Regions from separate parts of the Mus musculus genome. Here all the other regions are linked to region 2. The links are chromatin loops, found by intact Hi-C in ENCODE. Cell type or tissue: heart. All regions are shown on one strand.

Region 1 (8,000 bases), 370 kb before region 2:
ATTATAGGAAGGTTTTTAGAGATGGTCTTAGTTGCTGGAAAGATGTAATAAAGTTAGAATCAAGAATAGAATGTGCCCACTCCTCAGAATAGTAGGTAAAGGCTGCATAATAAGAAACATAATGAGCTTTCAGAATCATGCTAAAAAGAGAAATATACTTGGGACAAATTTGTGTTCAAGAAAAACCATTTAGGTCTAATAATAAAGTTATAGGTGTGCCCTATGATAAGGCAAGGCCATGAAAAAACCATGGCTTTGAACTTTTAATGAGTATATTGTAATGAAACACTGCTTTGCACTTAATATCAACATCCCTCTGTAACTCCCATTCTATGTAACATTTTATCTCTGAGGTAATTTTCTAAAGAACCTTTTGTCTAAGAAAGTATAAACCAGAGAAAAGAAATAAAGTGGTTGGTTGAGTGGTTTGCCTGGGGAACTTTGCCCCATCCACCCATCCATCCATCCACCCAAATGTGTATGTCTGTCTGTCTATATGTTTGTGTGTAGGTATATGTGTATGTATGTAAGTGTGCATGGATACTTGGGGAGTTGATTAGGACAGATGGAGGACTATTTACAGACAACAGTTTTGACTAGACTAGAAATTTGAGAAGTGATTGGATTCTGGACAGGATTCGAATGACTATCGCAGGGATTTTCTGAATAACACTCCATGAGGCATTGTGAGAGGCAGAAGTGAGTGCAGGATTTTAGACAAAGCAACAAGATCATAGGAGTCGATAGCGAGGTGAGAAAGATTTTCAGAGAAAGGGGGAGAATTCAGAGATTTGGTGCAGAACATTTTTGAATTGTGATTCCTTTAAAGATACAGAAATAGAAGTGAGTCTGTTTTAGAGCAGCCTGAATCACAAGGGTAAGTTCAGGTCTAAAAAAAAAAAAAAGCATGGCTCGTTAGTGGACACTCAGTGCCATGAAGACAGGCCGAAATGACTACTGGCAAGAGTGGAGATCAAATGATACTCCAGGTAGCGGTCCCCTAGCTGTGGGTCAGGAGCCTGTGGTGAGACTGAGAAGTGGTGGCCAGGAAGGTGAAAATGCAGCCTGGCAAGTGTGGCGTCCTGGGGGTCATGGGAAGCAAGCGTTTCCTCAGTTCAGGTTCACCTTGTGTTAACAATTACAAAGTACCCTGCAGAGGAAGCGCTAGCTAGCAGCATGGCATATAGCAAATTCTGAAGTGACTCCCTCCCATTGAAAACTAATTCCGCCTTGGGTACAATGGCGACTGCGATGGGCATCTTATGCCGCTGCGCTGTTTTTATTTTTAAGATCGATACTCACGCTCTGCGCAAGTTAATCACGGACCCAGGCAGAAGTCACCCTTTCACCCTCAGGCAATCTGTCCAGTTAACTGTTTTTCTCAAAGCAACCGGTCCCATTTTTTGCAAGATTAAGCTATAAATCTGAGGAACTGTGTGTGGTCGGACTGCTGGGAACTTGTGTGGGCGCACTTGATAGATTTTTCAGAGGGCAGGGCTTTTCCTGTCCTATCCTTTCATTTCTCTGGCAGTGCTTCTTGGGAGTCTCATTTTTTAGAAGTAAAAACAAATTACGGAAAAGAAATGCTTCATTCATTAAGTTCTGAGCAATCCCTTGGGTTTGTTTTTATTTGCAAAGCCAGATGGCGGCAGCCATGGTCACAGCACCCGAGGACCTGGGTCAGGTTGGCATCGGTCAGGACAGAATGTGGGATCAGTGATTAGTAAGCAAGGACGCAGCAATCGGCTTCTCTCGGAATCCCAAGGCTCCAGGAATCAACGCACCTTCGGGTTAAGAGACAAAATCTGCACTAGCAACTCAGGTCAATTCGGCCAAGAAAACTTAAGAAACACAAGGTCCGGGGACCGCCCTTTGTACAGCAGGCCTGCTTCCCTATGACAAATACAGCCGCTGGCAACTCAGGACACTGCAGGGTGGCTGTTTGTTGCCTCTCTTATGAAGATATATCTGAAGATGAGACAGTCCTGCTCAGAAGAACCTTACAGAAAACCCACCGAATGCAACTTTACATAGCTCTCTCTCTCTCTCTCTCTCTCTCTCTCTCTCTCTCTCTCTCTCTCTCTCTGTGTGTGTGTGTGTGTGTGTGAATTACAATTTCTTGGGACTCATATTTAAATAGAAATCATCCATGAAAATGCCACACATGACTTTTTGCTTGGAGGGAAAATTCTCTAAGTAACTCAGCATTGTTGCCTTAGGTAAATCAGGTAAAGAAGACAGCCATGTGCTGAATTGCTATGGAAGGCACAGTGGTGGGGCCTCAGCTTCGCTCCAGGAGAGGTGTGTGAGGACAGACAGCCCCGATGTATGTCATTCCTTCTCTGCAGAAGCTACAAAGACCGGGCTTCATAGGACTGCAATGCTATAAGAACAGATATGCTTATTATTCTGACTTACTTTTTAAATAAATTACTGAAGCACTCAGGGTCAAGGATGTGGCCATGTCTTATTCACCAGACATTTTAAAAATCTTTCAGTCAGTGATCTATATATTGAGCATGTTAGTAAACAAAAGGGACAGAAACATCTGCCTATTTGGGGGTTAAAAATTCTAGTGGAACGAACACTAGTACCCAGGAACGTAACCATTAGATTAGACAATATGTTGGAAAGCCATTAACATGTTACAGACAGGGCACAGTGTGGTAAGGGGTTTGGAAGGGAGGGGCAAGTTGCAAGTTTAAACAGAAATGACAGAGTAGACTCTGTGGACTAGGTGATGCTGGAATAGGTGCTTGCAGGAGCTGGGAGTTAGATGAGTGGATGGGAGGGGTGCTCCTACCCGGCATGTATTAGGAAGAGCACCCGTGTCGCTGGAGTGGGGTGGATGAAGAAGGATGCGAAAGGAGCCAGAGTCGGAGAAGCAGTGGGACCCTTGCCTGGGCAGGGCCTTTAGGGCCATTTATCAGAGTGAAACCGGAGGCTTGGTAGGACATTAGGTAGAGCTCAGAAGCGTTCTATGAAAGCCATTCTGGTTCCTGAGAATTGTCTCTTGGAAAGAAAGTTTGATAAAAAAGACCAAGGAGGGGGCTGTAGCAAGACTCCCAGCCAGGAGAAGGCTATGGGACGGAGCAGGTCTGTGAATGAGATGAATTCATGACAACTCGACTGAAGTGGGAGAGAATTTCCATCGTCTGAGATAAGAGGAATCTCAAGTGGAAGAGGTTTAAGGGAGAAAGGAAAACTTTGTTTTGAGACACAGTTGTGGCGTCTCTGAGGCGTCCCAGCAGACATGTCCAGAAGGCAGCTGCCTGAGTGTCTCAAGAGGCGCGCTGGTCACAAGATAGAAATGTGGGGTTTGTTGACATATGGATAAAAGAATTCATTAAGAAGCTGAGCGCACAAGGAAAAGAAACCAAGGACTGATCCCTGGGGGAAGATGAACAGATCTGGGAGATGGGTACTAAGACAAAGACGGAAGAGGAAGGACCAGAGGGACCTGAGGCAAACAAAAAAGGATGTGGGTGTCTTGGACGCCAAGGAAAAGCATGTGGAAAGGAGGTGATCAAACACCTGAACTGCGGAATAGTAGTACCTGCGTGATAATCTGAATGACATAATTGGTGTGAATTCCTAATCACAATGTTTGGTGTTAGTAAGGGCTCAAAAGCACACGTGGTATTTTAACACCTAATGTCTCTGAACAAAAAAAGAAACCAAGCCCTCACTATAAAGCTGCCCAGTTCCTATGATGAACTCCAGAGGGCGCTCGAAGACTTTCTTCCCTGTCAGTTTTAGCTATAAGGGAAAATGGATTCCCAGGGCAAACAACCCTTCGTCTGAAAGGCTCGAAGGTCCGATGCGGTGAGTGTCAAACGTCTGTGTGGACTAGAATGTCTTGATCCTGTTAAAATGCTGATCCTGGCCAGGGAGGTGGCTCAGTGAGTGGAAGCACTGGTTTGGCAGCCCTTTTTGAGCCACAATCTTAGTACATCTGTGTTGAGATGGGGAGGAACGTGGCTGGAACCTTAGGGCTGCTCCTGTAGCAGGCAAGAAAGATCAGACTGCGTAGTGGTGTTAGGTCTCAAAGAAGCCCAGGACACGTGTTCAGTACCTGAGGACCTTCTGGCACTTCTCACCCAGTCTGCTACACCAAACCTCTAGGGGAGCAGGAGGGGCACACTTCTGCTTCCCTTCCCCTGTCTCATCCCTATATAACTTAGCCATTTTGGATACTCTGGTCTCTTGACCTGGGTGCCTCTAATGGCCATATGTTCCTCCCTTGCTCTTGTTCTTGCTCCCTCTCTCTCCTTCATGTTCTGGTTTGGTCTGTCAGCCATGTTCAGCCTGGACTCTTCCCTCTGCCTGCTTTCACCCCCTGTATCTGCAATAAAATCTTCTAGGAGGAGTCATGCCCATGGGGTAGAGGGGGAAAGGACCACTACCACATTTATAGCAAGCTTTAATTAAATACTGTCCAGGAAGATGTATGTCAGGGTCCATTTTGGGGTTCCCAGAAAATGGCCACCAGTCACACCTTGCAGCAGTTTAAACCCCACCAGGCCACTGTGTTTCCTTCCCATCATGTCCATTCGGGGCAAGCGTACATCCTGACATATTTCCTGTCCACATACCTTCTGCCCACTAGTGATCAAACATGTCCAGTGCAATAGGTCAAACAGGTATAACACAAACAGGAGCTTACTCTTGTCTTAACTGCAAACAGAACCCTAAACCTGCAAGGTATGTTCTTCCTGTTTCAGTCTCCCAGTAACAGGCAGGGTGTACAACTCTTGTTCCTATTTTTGGTTTCACATTCCTCTTTTCTTATTTCATTTTCTTTTTCACTCAGGTGGTAGGCTAGAATCAACACCTGAATGTTGTTCTCAAGTGCAAACATGTTTGCATGCACGTAAGACAAGGAAAAATATTTTAAAAAATCTTTAAACATGGATTCACAGGAGGCCCAATTGTTATGGTCTAGAACCTTAAATTTTTTTCTCTCCATCAGTTAAAGAATAAAAAAGGAAAAAAAAAGTCTCCAGAGTGACAAGTAGCAGTGGAGGAATCTAGAACACTATTTGTGCTGGCCGACTTCATGTCAGCTTGACACAAGCTAGCATTATCCGAGAGGAGGGAATCGTAATTGAGAAAAAGCCGCCATCAGATCCAGCTGGAAGGCATTTTATTAATCAGTGATCTATGTGGGAGGGCCCAGCCCATTGTGTGCGTTTGTGTGTGTGTGTGTGTGTGTGTGTGTGTGTGTGTGTGTGTGTGTGTGTTGGGGGGGGTGCTATCCCTGGGTTGGTGGTCCTGGGTTCTATAAGAAAGCAGGCTGAGCAAACCATGGGGAGCAAGCCAGTAGGTGGCACCCCTCCATGACCTCTGCATCAGCTTCTGCTTCCAGATTCCCACCCTGTTTGAGTTCCTGTCCTGATTTCCTTTAATGATGGGCTACAATGTGGAAGTTTAAGTCAAATAAACCCTTTCTTCCCCACCTTGCTATTTTAATCACAGCAATCGGAATTCTAAGTCACTGTTTGTTTTAAGTTTCTGAAGGGTCTTCCTCCCCTATTTCAGGGTTGGGGAGTTTGGAGAAAGACATGTCCTAATTTGGCCTTGAAGTTGCTGAAACACCACATCAGTGGAGGCCCTATTGGCAGAAGAAAAAAGCCCACAAGTCTTTGTTTTCAGCTTCTAGACTTTTGTCTCGGGTCATGAGGGAAAGAAAGAAGCCAGCCATCTTGGAAGTTCACCATCTTTAATATCTATCCATGGCCCATCTGCCTACCTATTTTCCTGCCTATTATAGAGTCAGTCTAACTCCTAGACTCTCAACCAGCATAGATTCTGACTACATAAATCATAGGGGAACTGGGGGGTGGGGCTTGGGGTTTTTTCCCACCTGGAGGAATTCTAATGCATATGCTGCCGAATTATGCTAGTATGAGAGAGAGAAAAAATTAGAAGGACAACTAGCCTATAACAAATACTCTATTCCTATTATCTTCTTGGGACTTCAGAATAATTTGTACTTTTCTTTCCCACAAGGGAGGTAAGTCAGTCCTTGAGCTTACTAGGAACTGGGAGGTCTCACTAGGACACACAGGTGAAACAGGTAGCTTGAGCTATTTTTCATCTGTCTACATCAGAGAACAGAGTGGTGGCTGCCAGTCCCCATCGGGCCTCCAAACCTGTTGTATTTAGCTTGAACAGAGTTGGCCTGCCCAGTGTCTTAGCAATATTTGAGTTTTGTTCAACATTTAAAACTCAGATTTCACACTCAGAACTTGGTTTCCTTTGGTTTGTGGAATGATAAGGGATGAAACATATGACCCCCTCATCCTATATCACAAAACAACTTCTTTAGATGGCCTTGACTGTAATTTGTCAAGGCTCCCGTCTGTCTTTATTGTTATCAAATCAAAACCAAGTTTTACTTGCCCTTTTATCATAATCTTATATTTGTGGTTTCCTTAAAGGCAAAGAAAGTGAAATATTTATTTGGAAAGTAAGGTCATAATAAGAGGGTCTAATGTTTCAGTGTTTTTGTTTTTCTTTTCCCATAGCAGAGCTCTTCTGTCCTTGGCATTACCTGTCAGGGCTTCTCCAGTTGACTGTTTCTGATCTATTTCTTAATCCAGAGTGAGGGAAGGTTGTTTCCCAGAGCCAAAATAACATGCGGTAGAAGATGCAGATCCAATAAGACAAGTGTGTTGGTAGAGGATTTTTTTTTTTCTGGAAGGGTCTTCTGAGTGGGGTTAACCTGCTTGAAGAGCTGCCCTGTGGAGAGCGTAGTCCACCCCCCTTAGTGCAGCCCTCAGAAGCCTGATGAATCACGGGCATGTAGATGGGGCTTAGCTTTCTGCCTTCTTTCTTATTTTCTTCCCCTTCCCTTCTTCTTCCTCCTGTTTCCATAGGCTCACACAGGAACCTCAATAAGCAATAACATTTGCATTCCTAGTAGACGCCATTCCTAGAACAGGTCATGGATCCAAGGCGCTGTAGATACTTGGTTGTATCTGACATCAGTACCCAGATATCTCCAACTCCCTATTTCTTAGTCAACATTAAGGAAGGAAAAGCAGGTTGAAAATGCAAAACAATGACATTTGCTGTTGGACTGAGCGGCCAGCATAATGTTTAGTGAATTCAAAACCAAAATAGTTACACAGGAAGAGGAACAGGTCGGGTGCCCTAGCCCCCACCAGTTCCCCGTTGGCTGCCTGGACTCGCTTGAAGATCAACATTCTCTGCTGAAGGTTTGTCTAAAGCTGCTGTGCCCTTGTGAATCTTGTCTGGCAGCATCTGAGAGCTCTTGTGGCTCCTCATCTTCCACAGCCTTGAGTGCCATCGAGTTCTTTGTTACTTTTAAGCTACTCTGACAGATACAGTGTGCTCTCTTTACATTCTAATGCGTTCCTGGTAATTAAGGACCTTGAACATCTTTCATTTGTTTATTGGCTATCTGTGTATCTCTTTGCTCAGTTTAAAAGATTAGGTTGTTCAGAACAGAGAAAAATAAATAAATTAGGGTGTAATTTTCTGACTCACTGGTGATAGTTGTTCATACATCTGGTTGCAAATTCATTGTAGAATTAATAATTTACCAATGCATTATCCCAGTTCATAGCTTGGCTCTTCTTGCTTGTAATAGTGTGTTCACAGGGAGAATGTTGATGCTGTCCAACATATCAATTTTTGATCTTTAAGTGACTTCTTTTGTTTTGTATGTAAATTTGCCTAGTTTGTGACCACAAGCTAGAATCAACATTTAAATGTTTATTTATGATTCATTTGGGTTATCTTTGCATATGGGATGATAACTGACTCAAGATTGACTTATTTATAATAGGGTGTTTCTTCTGGTGACTCCTAGCAGGTTTGGTTGGTTTGGGGTAAAGGTTTCTAATGTAGCCCAGTCTGGCCTGATATTTGTTGTTTGGAGACTGGTCTTGAACTTGTGATAATGAGTCACTGCCTCTGCTTCCTGATAGCAGGAACTCACCACTATCCCTGGCCTCTGTTTAGGTTTTGCT
Region 2 (8,000 bases):
ACAAACAAGAATGAACCAGAGGTAGCTGTCCCCAACACAGAACAGCATGACACTACAAACAAGAATGAACCAGAGGTGGACATGCTATTCCTGAATGAGGCAGAAGAAGAGAGAAAACATACTGTCATCAATGTGACAGCGTTCCTCTGTGTATGTTCTTATTTATGCTTATCTATGATTTTAAGAGCACAACAGTGTACAGAAGGGTGTGTGTGTGTGTGTGTGTGTGTGTGTGTGTGTGTGTGTGTGTGTGTGACTGTATTAGAGTGTCAGTATTTGTTTACTCAGAAGAGTGGCAAGAGTGTGAAGCAAGCAAAATTGAAAAGAAAGTCAGCAAGATAAAAACCTCCAGATTGTCTTCTTAAAGATTTCCATTTCTTCAGTTCTTTAAGTCCTCAACTCTCATAAAAAGTCAGATACGCAAACCAATGGATACCCATTCCTGGCTATTCACAGCCATGTGTGCTAGATGACAGCCTTCTGTGTCCATTGTTCTTGCTCTCCCCATTGGACACATTGAATAAACAGTCTGCGGGCTTCCAACAGAGAATAGTGTGGAGCAATACATTGACATGCTGATTCCCATAGAAAAATAGATGCTGTGCACACCAGTTATTATTCCCCTCATCTACACAGCCAGCACTACTCCATCAGTCTTCACCTGCTGAGCTGCAGATGATGATAAGAGTGGGTCCCAGACTGAGGGGGAGAGAGTCAAGCCGCTTCAGAGAACACAGTGAACTTGAAAACTGAATGGAAAACTGGAAACACATCAGACTCAATAAAATGAATAGGGAAAGCAGGAGTCATTCCCACTCTGTGCCGGCTGTGGAGGAGCAAGCCCATTGACCTTGACGCTAAGAGTTACTGCCCACACGTGCACTCAGGCCATCTCTATGATCATCGCACACAGATATGCTCATCTGGGGCGCCAGGGCAGGGTGCGGATGGCGGTGCCAGGGCAGGGTGCAGATGGCAGGTGCTTCACTGTCATCTCTTTATACCTTGACTCTTTTTTCTTTAAAGAAATACTGGTCATTCCCAGGAATGAGTCACAACTGCAGCTGGAAAACTGACATAAAGCTTCAGAGCCATTAGCTTTGCAAACATCCACTGGGTTGCTCTTTTATGCAATCTCTCTCTCTCTCTCTCTCTCTCTCTCTCTCTCTCTCTCTCTCACACACACACACACACACACACACGCATGCACACACACACACACTTTTATTCTCTGTTTCTCTGTTCGTGTACATGTGTGTGTCTGCATATATATGTGTGTGTTTCTGTGCATGTAGATATTTAGGTGTGGATACCCAAGCTCTAGGACTCACAAATATGAGAAAATGTTCTATTTCTATGTCAGTATTTGGCTTATTTTGCTTAATATGGTCATCTGTAGTTACATCCATTTTTCTAATAAACAATATACTTTGATTTTATGGGTGAATATATATATATATATATATATATATATATATATATATAAAACATATTTATCTGTTGGTAGACTCCTAAATTGGTTGCATGCCCTGGCTGTTGTGACTATGTGACTATGCATCAGTAAACATGAATGTGCAGACCCTGGGATACAGTAACTTAGAGTGCTCCATGTGTATCCCTAGAAACAGCACACCTGAATCGCATAGTACTTCTTAAATTCTCAGGTAATATATTTCTCAAAGAGAACAGCATCTTTCCAGCTCTCTGATGTACCTTTCCTTATAGCTCTGCATTACAACCGGGGAAGTAATTTTCTCTACGGGGAGAGTGGGCAGCGTACATGGGCAACCTCTTTCTAAAGCAGGTACTCATATTCTGGCTTCCACCTTCTCCGTCTTCACTTTATCATCAGCATTGTGATGGTTTGTATATGCTTGGGCCAAGGAGTGTCACTATGAGAAGGTATGGCCTTGTTGGAGTAGGTGTGTCATTGTGGGTGTGGGCTTAAGACCCTCACCTTAGCTGCCTGGAAGTCAGTCTTCCACTAGCAACCTTCAGATGAAGATGTAGAAATCTCAGCTTTGCCTGCATCATACCTGGCTAGATGCCACCGCCACCACCACCACCACCACCACCACCACCACCATCACCACCACCACCACCACCACCACTTTATACTACAAGTAGAATCATCTTAGGTGATTTTCCCACCCTTGGTTTCAGTTTTGTGCATCCTGGCTAAGACTTGCTAGTATAAGACTAGCAGGTTAAACAAGAAAAACTACCTGTGAGTAACATGAATTAGCAGATATAGACAGGTGTGCTAGGGTGGGATGGGATGGACGAAGGCTTCTAATGGAGGAGTGGAGGTGTCTTCTCAGAAGAGATGTGCTTGGAAAAGAAGTGACCTAATTTTGCTTGAAGTAAGAGATGGCATTCCTGGAAAAGGGGACAGGGTGCACCAACGCCTTCAGAGGACACAACAGTACATTTGTCTGAGATTCGTTAGCAGGGCAGGCAAGGAAGTTAAGCTAAAGGAGATACACGATCTTTGGCTTCTGAAAGCCACTATCATGGAATGATGCTTCTTATGGAAAACAAGATAGTGAGGTCTCAACTTTAATTCTTTCGGGTGGGCCACAGCTCAGTACATCTTGTTACCAGAATCCCCAGCACCTGGCATTAGGCTGGCATTAGGCTGGCAGGGGCCCAGTGAGCATCCTAAGGACCCGTACAGTTATCTGACTGTGAAGCTCAGCACTTGGCAGCCAAGATGGGGGCTGTGAGTAATGAGGTGCAACTAAAGTAGATGGGAATGATGAGGAGAAGTGTTGCCCATGAGTAAGCGCTTCCTTTAAAGCCAGCCTTTCCTGGAAAGGTGCTTCAAATATCATGTCATGAAATCATCCTGATCTCGTACCCTAGGTCTGAGAGATGATGTGAAAGAGAAACAAATAAGTACAGGAATAGGAAACTAACTGCCTTGTGCTGTCCGTTGTATGGTTCTCAGGAGCTTTTGATGTCCCCCAAAATAAAGTTCACATTTATTTTAACATCTTTAAAAATGTGTTTTATGTGTATGGGTATTTTGCCTACATGTATGTCTGCACACCACATGTGTGCAGCACATGCAGAAGCAAGAAGAGGGTGTTGAATTCCCTGGAACTGGAGTTTACAGTTGTGAGCCACCTAGTGGGTGCTGGCAATGGAACCTGGTCCTAAGCCAGGGCTTTTAACTGCTAAGCCAGCTCTACAATCCCTTGCCTTTTTTTTTTTTTTTAAGTGTGAAAAATCATTGAAGAAATGATTAAATGTTAGAGTTGGGTGAGTCCCCTGAATGGATTCTAGTCCATTGCTCTGCTCACGGTTAAGGAAAGTGCAATCTAAACATGACGGGAGGGGCTTCGGGTACCTCTATCAGATAATTTAAAATCAGCCAGCCAGTTTTGACTCAGAGCAGCTAACCTTCCTGATATAAGTACTCTATGCTCTTAAAAATGCAGGTGTGTATTCTCCCCATACCATTTCCGTTGTACTGCTTATATGTTTGTGCCTTGTCTTTTCTGCCGGATGTGTTTTGAAGATTCTCCCCAGTTTGTTGTTCTTCTGTCGTCATGAGTGAACGGTGGGAATGCAGTGTACTGAGTTCGTGGCTACTCAGCTACAATGGCATATGGATGCTTCCAAGTGTTCTTATACAAGCTAGAATGGTTATGCTATCATTGGAAGGTATGATTTTTTTTCCAGTGCTGGATGTTAAATGCACAGAGGGCTTTATCACTGAGCTACATCCCCAGCCCTGAGGTAGATGGTGACACCACGATGCTGTATGCAGGCTGTCATTCACCCAAACATCCTAAGGTGTTATTCATTGGGACATAATGTTACTCATAGATCACCTTAATGGATACATAATATTGTCCTATGTGGACCAAACATAGTTAATTTGGCTTATTTCCTGCTGTTGACATTTTACTCATTGAGTTTGTATTGTTAGCTGAAGATAGAGATCTTTGCTTATAAACCTGTGGGACTTCTTCAGCACCGTGTCCTATACAAGGAATACGGGTTTGATCAAATGAATGGGAACACTGAAGGGTTCCGGTAGGTACCAAGGGTTCCGGTAGGTACCGCCAAGTTCGCCAGGGACGATCTGTCAGGATCTGTTTTGGAAGGCTAGTAACTGGAGACTGAACAGGTCAGTTATTCCAGTTAACTTGGAATTCAGATTTGCTCTGGTTTTAATATCTGTGGAAGACTAAAAGCCGTGATTGAGATGTTAGTTTGAGGAGCCAATGGTGGTGTTCTCAACACCTGTAGGAGCTAAAGGGAAAAGTGGGTGACAGATTACAGAGAGAAAAAAAATCCAGAAACTTTCCAGTAGGGGACACTGTTGTCGTCAATTATGCTTGGAAGGATACTAAAATACAGGGCATTTTAAAGCCTGATTGGTCCGCACTTCTTAAACTGTAAAGTAAATAAGACTTAGCAGCCAGATAACATTAGCTGCCAAGTTCTTATATAATGACCACAGCGCCCCACTTCTGCTTCCATTGCTCTTCACGGAGGAAGAATTAGCGTCTGATTCCGTAACCGTGCACATGTCATATGCCAACTTGAATAGAAGGCAAAGAAGATTTGCTCTGGTCCCGAGGATCCCTTATCCGCACCTTTAAATCTGCACAGACAAAATCAGAGTAGTTTGCTTTGTGCAAACTTTGTGCATTTGAGTTGTCAGGGGTTCTTTCAGATTTCCTACATCCACACGCAGAGTTCCAGGAGCTGTCCCGAGGCGGCAGTCTGGCTGCAGGGCTGGGCAGGGAACTGGCCAGGTGTGCCGGGAAGGTGCCAACTCTTTCTACAAACAGAAGTCTTTTCCATCATCAAATGCAAAGCAGCCAGCCGTTTTCCTTCACCCCTCCAGTCCCTGGCCCCCTCATCCGGTGCCAGGAGGTAGGACCGGCTGGGAGGCGTTAACTAGCCCTTTGCTCTTTTGCCAGACCCCGGAAGGCAGCTGCAGTTCCTACGCCAGCCAGCAGGCCCATCTGCACTAGGCAGGCAAACTACAAGCTGACCCAAGGCTTGCACTAAGCCCAAATTGAGTTGTGGCATCCGGGAAGCAGAGGGAGCCAGTCTAGAAACCCCAAGTGTGAGCGGTGGAGAAGCTGGTGGGCAAAGCTCAGCCTCAGGTGGGAAAAGAGGCCTGAGCCTAGCTGCTGGCATGCGGTGTGTGAACGGGCTGCAGACGTTTGGCTCGGGTCTGCTAGTGCGCTGCCTCCACCCCTGGCACTGAGGCTGGGAGTTGACGAAACTCCCTCACCTGTCGGAACCCGGATCTGGCAGCGGGAAGGGGGCTGGCAGCCAGTGTCTGCTGGTTACAGCAAGCTTGGCAAGTGGCCCTGCCTGCACTAGGGCGCCACCGCCAAGGAGGCAGGTGTGAGACTACTCTGCGACCCAGCCTCTTGTTGCTATCCTTTGTCCCCAGGCACCGTCGGCTTGGGGTAGGACTTCAGGCAACTCCTGCAGCCTTGGCTGCAGGTTCGAGACGCTCCGCCCCCTCCTGTCACATAGAGCGGTCAGTGCTGGAGGAACCTTCCATTCCGCAAAAGTCTACGGGTTGAGGTTTTCGGAACTTTGCAAACAGGGACTAGCTGGCCCTTTATTTGCAAGCCAGGCCACACCTGCTGCTAGCCTGCGACACCCTACAGTCCCGGAGAGACCATTCTAGCAGCAGCACCGACGCCCCAACTTTTGATTCGCGGTGTGCGTTGCCTACCTGGGTACCCAGCTACAGTGTCCGGGGACGCACATCTTCTGGAGACAGCGCCAATCACACTGCCCAGTTCGCTCTTCTCTCCCTCCCAAGCGCGGGGTTGGGTGCCTGATCCCGGACCACACAAGCGCTCAGGACTCGCCTGACCTCGGAACTGCCTTCGAGAAAGCGTTAGCCTAGGAGATCCGAGCCTCTTTCTCCATACCATAGTTGGTTCAGGTGGTTTCCTCTTCAAACCTTGCGTCTGGCGCGGATAATCCGCGCGGCCGGGCGTTAAGCTCCAGGTCCCTGTCGCTCCGTCGAGGTGGCAAGCCATGGCCGGCTGCTGCTGTTTGTCTGCGGAGGAGAAAGAGTCTCAGCGCATCAGCGCGGAGATCGAGCGGCAGCTTCGCCGCGACAAGAAGGACGCGCGCCGGGAGCTCAAGCTGCTGTTGCTGGGTGAGTGGCCGCCTTTATCCAGCGCGCAGCTCTGGTGTTCTCGTCCCGGCTCTTTCCCGTCCCAACAAGCCTGCCGGGTGGCGTGCTGAGTTTCTCTATGTCCCTTCAGGGAACCGGTCTTTTTGCACCTGGGGAGCTGGGCCACCTTCGATCGTAGACTCCTGATATCTCAGAGCAGGCCAGGGCTCAACTCCTGGACCCTTGTCAGTTTCTCTCCCCCCCCCCCCAACCCGGGGCCTGCTCGCTTTTGCCCTTGGGCTCCCAGCAGGCGGCTGCTGCGGGAACCCCCAAACTTAGTTGTTGGTGGGTGGTGGGGAACGGCCTGCCTCGCAGTTTAGGTTCGGTTCTTGTTGAGGGTCTGACTGCAGGGGCCACGTGCAGCATAGTTTTTACCTGCCAGGTATGGTCATGGTGGGAAGGCTCTGTCCTCACTGTAGAGGAAACCCTAGAAACTGACAAACTGGAGAAAAGGGGAAAATGATAGCAAGTGCGCCTCGGAAGTGACACCCCTACTGCTATTCTCTCTTCTGACACCAGGACCTTCTGCTGATGACACCGGAGCCTGCATCAAGAGAGTAGCTTTAAGTCTCCCTTGGCCCACCTTAGTTTAACTTCAATGTCCAGGCTATCTCTACCAGTGCCTCCTTAGGCTTTTAGAAGGCCTTTGAAGAAGTGTTTTTAAAACAAAGAGAGAAGAGTTTAAAGTCTGATTAATTCCCCCAAGGCAAGGATCTCTTTCTTCTGGCCTGTAGAGTGTCATTCAGCCCCCATCCATTGTTGGACACTGGCCCTTTTCTTTCACCCCCATCCCCACCCCCAAAATAGCTGCTTGCATTTCCTCTGTCCTTTCAGGCTGGAGTCCTCTCTTTCACCATTTGTTTAATTATTTAATTAAGCAGTCCCTTTTGAAGACTGACTGAAGGAGAGGGCTTTTAGCCTGCACTGCCTTCACACCCGAGCAAGCCCTCCACTATGTAACTGGCTACTGCTGAGTTTAAAGGGCCTCCTTTGGTTTTCCTTAAACCTGCAAGTTCAAAGGGCTGACCACCCAGATTCCACACTCCTGATTCTTCTCTAAGGCCAGAGGAAAGTCCCTGCCAAAAGGACTCCTAGCTTACTATAAGCCAGTGAGGAGAGACCTGATTAGGGGAGTAAGCACCAAGGAAAGCTGTTTGCTGAGGCTGTAAAGACGCTGGGGACAGTAGCTTGAGGTCCACAGCTATACCTACGAGGTTCCTACAGTGGGTGGAGTGTGGGGTGGGGATGGGAAGGAAGGGCCACTTTCCACCCCTGGGGTCAGGGCTGTTCACCCAGACTTGGAATAGGCCTGGGAACTCTAGCTGAACCCTGCAGTCTGTCATCAAGTTCAGTTTGTCAAGTGTGGAGTATCACGTGAACACTAAGATGATTAACTATGCCTTCATTTGAGTTCAGATGGATACGGTCTCTTGTCAAGGGCAGACTAAACTTTAGTTCACTCGGAAATATTTAGATTCGTGTGAAGGACTGTTAGGACTATACTGAGGCTGGCCCCTTGTAAGGCAAATTATGTAGCAAGCCGAGCCATAGTGTATTACTAATAGGCCTCTTTGACAGACCTAGACATACAAATAAGTCACATTTAGCGTCAGTAACTGAACCCTCAGGCCTTCCTACCTCTTGTCCCACTCTGGCTCCCTGAAGTACTTCCTGTTCTTGTCTCCCAGCTGAGACTATCCATCACTATGGTGACAATTTTCCTGTTCACTTCCAAATCCTACGGAGCTAACGGAGCTTCAAGTATGGGCTTAAAAACCCAGGTTCCCTCCATCTAAAGATGGATTGTGGTGTAGTCCAGTTCTCAAGCTAA
Region 3 (8,000 bases), 77 kb before region 2:
GGTGGTGCCCTAACTGCAGCATCAAATGTTTTCATACAGCTGAAAATAAATTTTCAAGTTGTTTGAACAACAACAAAGATTCAAACAGACAAGCCATTTATGTTAATTTGGGCAGAGTACTGACATCTGTAGAATATTTGACATAGAAATTACCTCTGAGGCTTGAGCTGTAGTCCATTTCCATTGTCCCACTGCTGATAGTAGTCTGGTTCAGGGCTTTTGTTCCCATCTGGTGGTTGATCCCATTACCCATTATGCCAGGCTGACTATTAACAATATTAGCTTCCCAGGGAGTCTGGAGTGCATGAGAGGCCCTGTTAGTGTAGCATTGTCTCTTGAGAAAGGAAGCTGCAGATACATTCAGGGTATGTATGTATGAATGTATGTATGTATTTTGAAGAACCCTTAAATGCAGATTAGGAAATCAAATTTCCACTAATTTTTCCATTAATCTTGGGAAATGACTTAATGAAAGTGGACACTTTAAATATAAACTCTTGCCTGAAAGCTTGAAACTTGACTCACTTGGCTTTTCTTATTTCAGGGGGTCTCCCTTCTCCCCTTTTTGATCATAAAATCGATAGAAACTCACATTATAGTTCTGGCATGAGATGAAATTGACTTACCAAATCACTTTTTTAGAAACTTTGCAACTTTCACTGGTATCAGCATTTCTAATAACCTATAAGCCTTTTTAAAAAATGCAATTGTTTTATGATGACCTGTTACAGGCAGTTCATTTGTAGAATATTTGTGTAGGTGTTCCAAAGCAACTTGCCCTGCTGATCATTTATTGACTTCTACACAGTTCTCATCTGTCTCCCCTAAGTCAGCTGCCCATGTTTCCAAGGTTCCCCATAGCATCCACTACATCTGCCTGTCTGTTGAATCGTAACTGAGTCCTGCTCAGTTTATTTGCCTTGTCATGCATGTAATTTGTTCTTACCATAGGAATTGCTCTCAAAACATAGAGCTGCCTTTTAGAAAGTGTGTCAGTTAGCATCGTCACAAATGGTAAGCTGTAGCCAGGCTTTTGGCTACTTGGTGGGTTCTTTTTTTTTTTTTTCCTCCATCCTTACAGCCCCCTAACACTAGATTGGACAGACAGAAAGGATAGAGGGGAAGGGACAATGTTATTGTTAGACTACTTCCTGTGAGTAGGAGTGCTGAGTTCCTTAGGGCAAGTTTGATCTTTGCTCTCAGGATTCTTCTTGTTGTTGTTTCTTCTTCTTTGCACACAACAACTTAACAAACTGAAACCAGCATCAACTTATAACCCATACACCTACTCGGGCTCTAACATTTATATAGTCTCTGAAAAGCCCCCAGAATTCCGAGCATCACACATTCGCAGAACTATCTGCAGTTGGCAAAATCCCGCTCCTGCTAAAGCGTGAAACAAATTGTAGTCAGCCACTGAGGACCGTCTGAAGCAGCCCCATAGTCCACTGCCGGGGTTAAAACAGAAACATAGTCCCTTGATAGTTCTGTATTACAGTAAGGCCACCGCGTCACAAAAGAGGGGTATCGGCAACTATAGAGTCACAAATATGCTGTTATCACAGTACACAGTAGTTGAAAAACACAAAGGCAGGCTAAAGCCCCACTCCCCTTTTCTGAGCTCTGCTGGTCATGTCTAACCAGTGCCTCAGACACTCACCTTTCCTTCATTTCATTCTTCTGCTATCAACAAAATGCCTGTGGCCTTTGCACATGTTTCCTGGGACATATGTTGAAGAATGGGCACATGCCTGAGCCCAGTCTGCTTACTGTGGACTCTAGAACTGCCAAGTGATATAGCATGTGGGAAGAAGAGTGGCCATCTTAGCCACAGGTGTTAGCAATGTCAAGGGAACAGCACTGAGCTTGAGATTTTAAATGTTTGGCACAGAAGTAGAAATGTTAAACCTTGTCAAAAGAAAGAAAGCAAGTAAATGAAAGCTAAAGCCTTGTTTCTTGTGCTTGTGAAGGTAGATCCTCACTTACTGGAAGAGTGTAACGTGTTTCCAATGTGCTTGTTTCCAATGTGCTCAGAGTCCTAACTCTTAGGTTCCATCTCATGAGAATAGTTGGATACCAGGTCTTGGGCAATGTTAGTTTGCAGGTGTGAGCTCAGCCTGTACATCTTAGACTCTAACCTCTGGTTGGTGAAGAAGCCAGAGCACTTAGCAAGCTGCAGTCAGAGGCTATGAGGGAACAGCTTTGAGAAGCACAGTGAAAGCCAGCGTGTGTGTGTGTGTGTGTGTGTGTGTGTGTGCTCTCGCTTACAGGGGTAGGAAGCGTCCTGAGTGTTTCCAAATGAAGCCTGGAGGACCCCATCAGTCAGCAGTGACTTCTGTTCTCTGCTTTCAGTTATTTGCTCTTCTTTGTGGTGCAGAAATTCTAAATAAAATATTCATAAATAAGCAATGGCTTATTTATTGCTGCCACAATCATTCTATTACACTATTGTTCTTTTTACCGTCTTACTGTGTTAGGTTTATAAGTTACATATTGGCGTTGTTACATATGTAAAGGTTTGAGTGCTCCTTAGGGTCTTACATTTCAGGACTCTTAGTCTTGTGTTTGGGGTTCATTTTTTAATTCTTTCTTAGGTTTATTTTATGTGTAAGAGTAGTTTTGCTTGCATGTATGTATGTGCAGTATATGTATGTAGTGACCTCAGTGTTCATAAGACAGAGTTGGATTTCCTAGAAATGGATGCTTGTAAGCCACCCTGTGGGTCCTGACAACTGAACCTGGGTTTTCTGCAAGAGCAACAAATGCTTTTAACTGCTGAGCCAAATCTCCTGTCCATTTTGGATTTTGTTGGCAGTTCCGATTCTGTTGTTCTGTTGTTGCAGTGCTGGAATCCAGCCCACAGCTTTGTGCTCTGTCGCTGGGCTGCTTCCGGCATCAGGGTCCACTGTTATAATGTATAAACATATATAGTTAGCATAAAGGCAATTTGATATAACATTTCTAGTGAGTTTTGACTGCAGTGTTTCACATGAGGTCAGAGAGAATTTTCAAATTATGTCAGTATTCAGTGTTTCAGATTTTGAATCATTTAAATCATTTCAAATTTCATATATTCAAGTTAGGAATCATATCATTTCTATGAGGTACAGGTATCTATGGGGTTTATATTATATGAGGATTCATCCAAGCACCTTCTTAAAACAGGTACAAAGTGATTGCTGTGTTGTAGATGAGGGGTTAACATGTTTAGACGGTGAATAGCCTTCCATGGATATTGATGAGATCTGCTCAGGTTGCCGTCTGTAATTGTAGCTGCTCATAAATCTATACGGTTACGTTTTCCACATCTTTCCTGTAAAGGACTCTATTCCCCTCTAAATCCTATTCATTTGTTTGGCCACACCCAGGACCACATTGTATCTGCCACCAAAATTCTGATAAAGTATTTCATGGCTAGCAACAGAGTTTTGAAGGAGCACGGGAACAGCTCAGCCTTTTTGCTCTGTTTCCTGGGATCGTTAAAGCGAGGTTAAAGTTGAGATGAGCTGATTCGTGTGAAGTACCTGTTTTGTCAAGGCCTATGGAAGGAGCATCCTAGGAACTGGTTGGTGACTGTGGTTTGGTCTGTTGGTGTGGAACTCTAGTGGGCAAGACACCATCCCCATCTCTAAGGAACTTCTGGTTCCCTCAGAGAGACACTATAGACAGTAAAGCATTTCTATAGCAGTAAGGTCAATGCTGGGAAACACCCAGCCGTCCTGGCTGACCCTAGGCAGTGCATGTAAGCTTTGCCAGCGGCAAGCTGCTAGCATGCTCTCCCAAATGCCCCTTTAACTTGGCCCTTCCATGCTTCTTCAACCATTGAGGATTCAAGAAAAGATTAAAATTTTGCTTTCAAGGGAAAAAAATCTCCCTTCACTCTGACATAAAAATCCCAATAGCTAAGGAAAAAAAAAGATCTTAAAGATAAACTCATGACAAGAGTTTTCACATTTTTTTTTAAATTCTGTTGCTTCAAATTAGGAAATTGTAGCTCCATTCAGTAAGTCTGCAAGGCTATTTAATATCATTAGACATTCCACTGTCTGGGGAACTTTCTAATCCTTCTGATACACTGATGTTTCAAGACTGACTGTGGTGGCTTCTGTTGTTGCTATCATGGTCTCAGTGCCGCCCTGTGCTGTAAGGAGGAAGGATAGCAACCCCAAGTACACAGACGAGCAAGAATGTACCTGAGCAGTGTGACTTCAAGATCAGACAGTCTCAAGTCCTCCCTCATTTGCAAAAGTCCTCAAGAAAAGCAACTACAGCTTGCCCTAAGAGAGTGCAGATAGAGAAATTTGACAAAATTTAAAAACACTTTGAATTTAAAAGGCAAAATTCAGTGAGTTTTCAGAAATACTTCAGAACTACAAGAGACAATATATCTAACAAACCAAGGAAACTAGAAGCCCTGGAGCAAGGGCAAGAAATTGAGTTTTAGTCTTGGCTTCGCCAAAACCACTAATGGGCTTTGGCCTGCGCAAGCTGCAAGTGGGTATCTAATCTGGACAGAGTAGATCTAGGCACACCTACCCTTCCAGCCACCTCCAGTCCTTGGTGCTTGGGTGCAAACAGATGGTGTCAACCCTCCCAACCTGGCAGCTGCATTTGTTTGTTTAGCAAATGTTTACAAGGTGTCTGCTTCCTGCACTTCCTGCCCTTACAGGAGTGAGGTGCACCGTAGTGGTTAGAGACCCTGAAGCAGGGTCTCCTCTGACTCTCTCTCCTCAGACCTTCAAGCTTCCCTTTAACTGTAAATGGGATGCTCTTGCCACCTTTATCAGGGACCTTAGCTGTCCCCTCACCCAGAGACCTCTCTATATTCAGCTTTGTTAACCGCTTGACAGTTCAGCTCCACGCAGAAATACCGGTCAGACGGACTGACTGACAAGTGATACCGAGGGTTGGACTTAATTTTGCAGTGAGGTTTTTACCTGCCTCTTAGAGAAGTCTTTTACCGTGCAGTCTCCAGGAGGGAATTTCCAAGCTCTCTGTAGTGGATGAGTCTATCTCAGCCTGACACATCTGCAGCCAGCTTTTAAAAGACAAGTTAGTCCTTTCAGATTAATTTGAGCATTTCCCTTGACAAGCCACAGTTTCTGGTAACTTCAGTTGGGTAATCTGGCTTTCTTGGTTGGTTGGTAGGAGAGTTTCTTATGAAGCCCCTGTTCCTTGCTGCTCTGCCTAGTTGTCCTGGCAATAGCCATCAACTTGAAATCACAGGAAGTAAAAGGTCTTATTTATAATTATTATTACCAAGAAAGAAAAACCGTTGTCTCTTACAAGGTCTACTGCTTGTGGCCACAGTGGGGCAGTGTAGGTTTGCAGGCTGCCTCTGCTCAACCACCCCAAATGCCCTCTACTCCCATTAGAATGTCCGCCTATCCTGGCTAACCAGTGCTCAGGGCTTTTCTTACTGTGTTTTCCGAAACAAACTCAGCTATCTTAAAAGATTGCATATACGTTGCTTACATGGGGATCATAGGACCTGCTTGTTCATTTACTGGTTATGTAACAGCCACATTCGGAGGTTTTGTACACGGTCACCTGAAGCCTTACATCTTCAATTACGAAAGCCACACAGCCATCTACTTTTTTACTGAAAATAGATTTTTTCATACAATAAATTGCTGTTATTATGGTTTTCCCTCTCATAACTCCTTCCAGGTCCTTTCCCCCTTCCTATCCACACACACACACATACACATACACACACACACACACACACACACACACACACACACACACACAATAAGAACAAAGCAGTATAGGACAAAACAAATAGGAAAAAAAAAGCCGAAGAAAAAGCACATGAAACATAGATGCAGAGACACACATTCAAACACACAGAAATGCCATAACACAAAACCAAAAGCCATAATGTATAAGTAAAAGACCTGTAAGATTTAAAGAAAGAAAGGAAGCAAGCAAGCCCAGACAAAGCATTATGAGACAGAAAATCTCCAAAATACCATTGAGTTCATTTTGTCTTGGCCATCTACTACTGCGCATGGGGCCTACCCTTAAATGTGGGGTATGCACCCAGTAAGACTCCATTGGAGGAAACAGTTTTTTCCTTTGCCAATTGGTATCAGTTGGAGATAGCCTCTGGGTTAGAATGGGCTTGCATTCACTTTCCCATCTCAGCATTAGGACCTTTGCAGGCCCTATGCATGTTCCTATCCCTATGCATGTTCCTATCGTCCCCGTGAATTCCTAGATACCTCAGTCGTGCTGGATTGAGAAGGCCTGTGTCCATGATGTCCTCCTGACCCCTGAGGGATTTGGTGGTAGCATCCATTTAGGACTGAGTGTTGGAGGTTTTTAACTCTGTTCATTGTCTAGTTATGGATTTCTATATTTGTTTCCAGCTACTACAGGGGGACACTTCTCTGATGATGGCTGATTACTGATCTGTCTGTCAGTGTACCTCTGGCCCAGCCCAGCAGAAGGGTTCAATGAAGGGGAAAGGGCACGAGCAGGGAGGGGAAAGTGCCTCCACCACTGTTGCTCCAGGGCTGTCCAGCAGCGCTTGGGATGGGGTTGTAGCTGTTTAGCTAGCAGAGTGTAGGGAGCTTCTGGTGGCAGGAGAGCATTCTCTTCCCAGGTAGTGTTATAGCTCTTGTGACAGATGCTTTCAATGCAGAAGACTGGAATATCTGTGGAGAACACAGTGAAATTGAATAGAATAAATATGTGCCATACTGGGAGACTAATTTTATATTAATTATATTTTACCATAACCAATAGTTTGGAAAACACTATTTTAGAGAAATGTATTAACATTTCTCTAAAATACATATTTGTATGTAGTACAGTTACCCAACAGCTGTTGATCTGGAAGACATGTCCCAGTGACAAGAGAAAAATATTATCATTTGTCATAACTTTATGTAAGTGTGTTCAGCCTTTTGTACCCCAGGTTTGTTATCCACATTCACACAGCACAGATGGAAAGTATTTAGTAATGGGGGGGGGTCTTGATATACAAGCTGTTCTTGATGCTGTTACTTAAGTAACTATTCGGAGAGCATTTACATTGTGTTAATGATACAGTTGCTCTAGGGATTATTTAAAATATGTGGATGTGCAGGTTACCTGAAAACTGCTGCACCATTTATATAGTTTCAAGCATCCACAGATCTCAGTACCTTCTTGGAAGACCCTAAACAATGATAAAAGAGAATCCTAAGGATCTACTAGATGTTTAGAGTCTGTTTACGTCAAAGGTGCTCCATTACCCAGAAGAAAGGAGTTTGTAGCCAGGAACCCCTGGGGTGAAATGCCCCATTCTTTGAGGACCACTCCTGTGGATGTTTTAATGGGAAGCAGTTTACGCCTCACATTTACTGTAGAACATACTTAGGAAGAAGGCTCTCTCCAAAGCTTTCATCTCTCCCTTAAAAGCTACCTGGGGGAGTGAGCATTAAAATGGCTGTCCATTTCTCAGAACAGTAGTGAATCTATCCAGGGTCATTTTAGGAAAGCCTAAGCCATTGAATTAAATGGTGTTTTCATTGCCTTGGATTTAGATTGCCAGTCCTTAGAAATGACAGCTTTAGAAAACGATGCTACTTCAATTGCAGTAGATGCAGGCTTAAATGAAGAGGTGAGTAATAAAATCTTCTATTTGAAAAAATAGCTGAAGATACTGACTCTTACTAGTATTTCTGTCACAGGATCCTTTCATCTTATAGTAAGGTGGAGTGGGACTCTTAGGAAACTGGGACAGACAGACAAGTCTTGCCTGGTTAACAACCAAGCTCTCCTAAGTGCCTCTCACTATACCTTGTGGTCCTGTTTCATCTAAGCTTGAGGCATGCTCACTAACATTAAAGAGTTTGTGCCTTGCTCTTGCACAGCCTCAGGACCTTGATGGGAATGTCAAGGAAAGAAAGACAAACAACACAGGCACACAGAAAATACTGAATCTGGTGATCTGAGCTCTCGGCTGGAGAAGTCACAGGCCTCAGAAACTCAGTATGTTTATTTGTGCA

The links. Hi-C counts contacts between places; a loop is a spot of excess contacts. Peaks named below come from ENCODE experiments on the same cell type or tissue, not always from the same donor. Only the 100,000 strongest peaks of a DNase experiment are listed, where the experiment ranks them.
Region 1: a loop joins it to region 2, with 2.3 times the contacts of the local background. A loop is called at or near these places in 4 of 42 quality-filtered maps.
Region 3: a loop joins it to region 2, with 5 times the contacts of the local background. A loop is called at or near these places in 6 of 42 quality-filtered maps.

Annotation. Positions count from the first base shown.
Region 1 is chr19:16,060,361-16,068,360 of GRCm38, forward strand. It overlaps Gm32026 (a long non-coding RNA gene), which reads left to right and starts at 3,753. Exons shown (of 4, transcript XR_001782649.1): 1 at 3,753-3,825. In heart, no CTCF peak of the experiment used is centred here; a DNase peak (open chromatin) is centred at 3,741; H3K4me3 peaks cover 1,022 bases; H3K27ac peaks cover 622 bases; H3K27me3 peaks cover 449 bases.
Region 2 is chr19:16,430,667-16,438,666 of GRCm38, forward strand. Gna14 (guanine nucleotide binding protein, alpha 14) reads left to right here and starts at 5,001. Exons shown (of 7, transcript NM_008137.4): 1 at 5,001-6,151. The coding sequence starts at 6,028. In heart, CTCF peaks have their summits at 3,136 (motif pointing left), 4,322 (motif pointing right) and 4,976; DNase peaks (open chromatin) are centred at 4,515, 4,915 and 5,295; H3K4me3 peaks cover 2,263 bases; H3K27ac peaks cover 398 bases; H3K27me3 peaks cover 2,737 bases.
Region 3 is chr19:16,353,775-16,361,774 of GRCm38, forward strand. The region is part of intron 5 of Gnaq (guanine nucleotide binding protein, alpha q polypeptide); the gene reads left to right. Among named protein-coding and RNA genes, the nearest start is that of Mir496b, 43 kb to the left of the region's middle. In heart, CTCF peaks have their summits at 5 (motif pointing right) and 5,311; no DNase peak of the experiment used is centred here.